Linked DNA regions of Homo sapiens: region 2 is linked to region 1. Evidence: chromatin loops called from intact Hi-C (ENCODE). Cell type or tissue: psoas muscle. All regions are shown on one strand.

Region 1 (2,500 bases):
GACACGAGAAATGATCTCCAAGCCTCCCTCCTGTCGCCCAACTCCACCTTTGGGGCAGATCAGGGGGCTATATCCCAAGGATACTAAGGGACTGGGCCTAAGTCATCATCGGGGCAGACATGTCCTCCAAGTCCTGGCCCAGGTTGTCCAATGCACCTCACCTCCTCTGTGTGAGGGGTCCCTTGGACTTTTCTTGAGTTAAATAAACACCCACAGTCACACTCACACACAGAGCCTTGTATAAAGACAAGCACACATATAAACTATGCTTTTCTGCCTCCCAAGATGTTGGACAAGGCCAGGAAAGTGCGAGATCAGTATTAGAGGGCTCAGGGGAGGAGGAGAGGAGCAGCCGCTGCATATACCCCCAGAACCCTGTACCACTGAGGCGTGCATTCTTTCAGAAGCCCACAAGCTCCTGTCCTGCTAAAATCAAGTCTGATTTCTCAAGCTTCCTTCCCTGCCCAATGGGTAAGGGCAGAAACCACCTCCTGTGCTGTGCAGAACTCACACCCACTCTGCACACCTGAAGCAGAGCCCTGCCCAGCCGCCCGGCTTACCAGCTGTGCCCACCTGGAACCCGCACTGCCCGGGAGCCCCTTCCCTCTGCCTCTCCAGTCACTGAATGGGAGCAGGATCACCTGGGGCACTTGCTTATGGGCTGAGCCCAGGGACACTGACAGGGCCGCCTCCCAGGCACAGGGAGCCACCCAGCAGGCCACACTGAGTCAGCGGCCAGGGTCCAAAATTTGCTTCCTGGAGAACTTGGAAGGGACACCGCCCAATGGCACTCTCAGAGAAGCTTTCATTCTCACGACGTCAATGCTGAGAGGACTGCCAGGCTGATTGGGAAACAGCTCCATCAAGATTTTTTGTCTAGTTGGTTTTTAAACTGCACAAATGCCAGAAATCTCCTTCCTGCTCTCTACTGCTTTTAAATGTAAATCGAAAGACCTGTTCGTACTTGTCCCCGGAATCCCTAATATCGGTCCCTCTATTAGTCTCTGGGGAAACATTAACTCTGTTGAAGTCGAGGCAGAGGGGGCTGACACCCTGGGTCCATTTAAGGCACTGACCAGGCACGTGACCCTGGGTAAATCTGCCCCTTTCACTGGCTCTTTAAATGCAGCGGAAAAATACATTCTAGTTAATCTCACTCAGAGGCAAGCTTCCCAGTTACTGCCACCTGCTGTTCCCTTCCTTCCTTCCCACAGGCCTGAATGCTCACCTGCTTGGACTGCAAGACAAAACTGCACTTTACACATCTCTAATCTGGGTGCTTGCCCGCCTCTCCAGGAATAATTCCAGATACTCCACATATAGAATTACGCAACCACACGGCATTTCTCCTGCAAATTTCAAGTCTTTAAGGGCCATAAAAAAAATCATCTCCACTTTTTGTTCCTGGAAGCTCTTTGTAATTTTTTTTTTTAACCTGCTGTCAGACAGCGGAGTGGGAGAAGGAGACTTCTTCTGAATTCACAGAGACTCCCCAAGCATTTCTGGGCCTCTGCTCCAAACCACTGTGGACATGAAAGGCGGACATTGATGACAGCTGCTACAAACCACCTCAGCGTCCCCAAGTTTCTCTCTGGCCAGAGAGAGGAAGAAGTGGTGGAAAGTCCAGCCAATCACACCACAAAATGGGAGCCTCAGGTGCCTCAAATTAAAGGGAGTAAATTCAACAGCTAAACCTCCAAGGCTGAGGCAGAGGTTGTTTTGCTTTTTAAATTTTTCCCAGCAGCAGGCAAAAATCTCCAGCTCTGCTACTGAATATAACCAGTGCAATTTCCAATGGTCTCACGACCCCATTATTTCCTTTTCAGTGCCCCTCCCTCTCCACCATACCCCATAATTACAGAGAGTTTAGGGCTGGGCTTTTTCATGATGCTGCTTCTTTACACTCACGACAACACAGAAGGAAAGGTTATTTAAATCTGAGTTGGAAGGGTAAAATCAGCATTGTTAAAAGGGCAGATTAAGAACACATTTCCCTGGGTTTTAGGTAATTCAAGGTCACTTGCAATAAGCAAGACAGAAATGGAATCATCAGGCACACATGGGCAGTGGGGTCTACCGAGCACCACGGGGCAGGGTCACACAGGCCATAAACATTATACGGAGCTGATCGTTAATGTCTCTGACTTAAAAAATCTGCCCTGTTAAAGAATTCAAGGGCATGATTTCCTGCCTGACCCCGGTGTTTCACAGCCTTTGCCTCAGAATTGGAGCCCTTCCTGGTCCTCCAAAGCCCTCTCTGTCCTGAAAAGCAAGCTTACATTAATAACTAAGACTGAGGACTCCAGCTTCAGCATTTACTAACTGGGTGACCTTGGGAACATCATTCAACTTCACAAAGCCTCACTTTCTTCATTTATATGTATAAAGTGTGGATAATAATAGTCCCTTATTGCTTCATAGGGTTTCACGAGGATTAAAGGAGACTGGGGTTATCATGTACCTCACATAGTAAATTGCTCCATAAATGATCATCATCAGC
Region 2 (2,500 bases), 47 kb before region 1:
TCACACACAAACCCAAAGCTGGCAATGTCCCTAAAGCACATCATTCCCTCCACAAAATACAATCATGTGTAACTGAAAATACTACAGACCCTTCCAGACTTCTGATGGGATGTACTGTGTATTCAACATTGAGTAAAGAAAAACAAAGCTACATCGGGATGTGGGTGCTGGACAGCACACTGGGCTCACTCACTGGCTCAGGGATGCTCACCTGCATGCCTGCCATCGAGTCCAGCCTCAGCCAAATGACAAGTCACTGCTCATCCTTTGCCGTCACTCACAAATCATGAAACCTCTCATGTGAAACCCACAAGACTTAAAGGTGTACTTCATCATTCCCATCTTACAATGAAGAAACCAAGGCACCAGCCTTTGTAACTTTCTTGAATCCTGTGGTTAAAGAAGGGATTCCAACCTCAATCTAATGCTCTCTATGCACCTCTCAAAATAATGACTCCTGCAACCCACACCCTAAGCTGTCTTGACTGGTACAAGCAGGATGGCAGTGGGCAGGGTCTACCTCTTTTGCGATCCAAAGCCCAAAATCCAGCCACGCCTAGACTGTTCCAGGCAGTGAATCCTGTGAATAAGAGCCACAGGCTTGCCCACACCCTCTAAATGTATCCAGCCACCCAACTGGGCCACCACCTCTGGTCCTGACTTGCAATAACCTACCCTCTGGGCTGTACCCCACCCCTGGCTCTAAGCCAGCATTAAATTCATTAAAACTAGCCATCATGCTGCCTATAACCTGAGGCCATCCCTTTTAAGAAGATCCTAGTATGCTTTACAGAGTGACACGAAGTAACTGGACAGCCACTCCATTCGTCCATCACTTGCCTCTTGTTTTATTTAGTCCTCCTGTGGCAGGTGCAGTTGTGGACCAGCTTCCAGCTCACCAGCACCCACAAGACCCTGACTCCTTTCTCCTCAGTAGGCAGCACCAGACTCTTACGTGGTGCCCACAGCAGTCTTTGCTCCTGCCAAGTCCCTGACTATACCATCCCGAACTTCAGGATGCCACCAAAGCCCTGGCAACTTACTCCAGCCTTCATTCCAGTGGTCCCTGAAGCTGCTGCTCCTCCTCCACTATTGACCCATTCTGTCCATGCCTCGGGGAAGCTCCCCTTACATCTTCCACTTCCTTCCCAAAGCTGGAGTGCATTTCTGGGGACTTCCCACCAACCCAGCCAGCTAAGCAGTCTAGCCTGGCTGCCATGGCCAACTTGTTGCAAAATGATTTCTGAGAATGTAAGGAGGCCTCTGGAGGTTGTGATGCAGCTGACAGTTCCACGCACAGGCACGCAGCGACCATAGCACCCAGCTCCGAGGGGACCAGAGGCAGCCCCTTGGCTCCCAGCACTGCCCAGCCCTCAAGGGCGCCCACGGGGGCTGACATTCATGGGCATGGGACAGAGCAGGAGAGGCACACAGGGAAAGTGGGGCAAGGAGAGGAGAAAGTACAAGTGACCTCAATCCTTGAGCTGGGCATTTCGCAACAGCCAGCCCTCTCCCGGCCCGGCCCATACCCGCACTCTCCTGGGGAAGCTGCCAGGCTTTTACATTTGTGTAGAGACAACCTCCCCGCCAAGCCTCCCACTAGCAATCCTGCCTTGACGTCAAACTCAGAGTCGGGGAACTTCAAACACAAACAAACAAGTCTAACCCAGACCACAAGTGGAGATATTCCCAAGGAGGCCAGGGGTGAGAACGGCCACAGCTGGGAGCTCAGGGCCTCCTACCCTTCCCTATGCTCCACTGGGAATGCAAAGTCTGAGGACCTGACAACAGACTGTAGATGGGAGATTCAACCCCAGGCTGAGACAAAACGAGCTCACTTGTCTAAGAGTATGACTGACTGCCTTTGGCTGGTGCAGCAGTGGGTGCAGGAGACCCTGTATGGAAGCACTGATGAGTTAGCTCCTCTGTGCAACTAAGCACCCACCTTAGATAAATCACATAAATCACCTGTTCCCACTGCTCCAGTACTAAGCATGAGCAGTCAGGGAAAGAAGACTATGAGGTCAACTATGGTTTAAAAGCACCCATGATGCTTCCTGGGAAATGCAAAGCTTGAGCTGGGCCAGAGTGAATGGCCAAGGGCCCGAGTTTTCTCAGCAACAACTGCTAGGCCATTTTATGTGCCACGGAGGTTGTGAGATGCAGCAGAACCAAAGAGGAAGGCATTTCCCTGACCTAACAGCCTAATACAGCTCCCACCTGCAAAGCCAAGGTGAGTCAAAACACTGCTCTTCAGAAAGCAATTATTTGAAAAGTCAGTAAATGATCTGTCTTGATCTGCCTTTCAAGTTTTCCTTCCTGCCTCAATTGATGTAACCCCCCAATATCTCATGTGTTGTTAGTACCAGCAGTCCTTAGGGGCTGTGGGGACCAACAGGACTAAATCATGAGAAAGAAAGACACCCACTTTACCCCCTAACTCCCCTGTGCCTGAAGCAATTGAATAACGGCAACAAAGGACTTCTGACCATCATCCAGT

The links. Hi-C counts contacts between places; a loop is a spot of excess contacts. Peaks named below come from ENCODE experiments on the same cell type or tissue, not always from the same donor. Only the 100,000 strongest peaks of a DNase experiment are listed, where the experiment ranks them.
Region 2: it touches region 1 in a loop (1.9-fold over the local background); 27 of 110 quality-filtered maps call a loop at or near these places.

The regions. Positions count from the first base shown.
Region 1 is chr17:27,493,084-27,495,583 of GRCh38, reverse strand. The region is part of intron 1 of KSR1 (kinase suppressor of ras 1); the gene reads right to left. Among named protein-coding and RNA genes, the nearest start is that of KSR1, 38 kb to the right of the region's middle. In psoas muscle, a CTCF peak has its summit at 1,213 (motif pointing left); a DNase peak (open chromatin) is centred at 753; H3K4me3 peaks cover 1,142 bases; H3K27ac peaks cover 1,228 bases.
Region 2 is chr17:27,539,608-27,542,107 of GRCh38, reverse strand. The region is part of intron 1 of KSR1 (kinase suppressor of ras 1); the gene reads right to left. It overlaps LOC124903960 (a long non-coding RNA gene), which reads left to right. Exons shown (of 2, transcript XR_007065680.1): 2 at 1-2,309. Among named protein-coding and RNA genes, the nearest start is that of KSR1, 84 kb to the right of the region's middle. RefSeq lists an enhancer at 1,112-1,911. In psoas muscle, no CTCF peak of the experiment used is centred here; a DNase peak (open chromatin) is centred at 1,507; H3K27ac peaks cover 1,375 bases.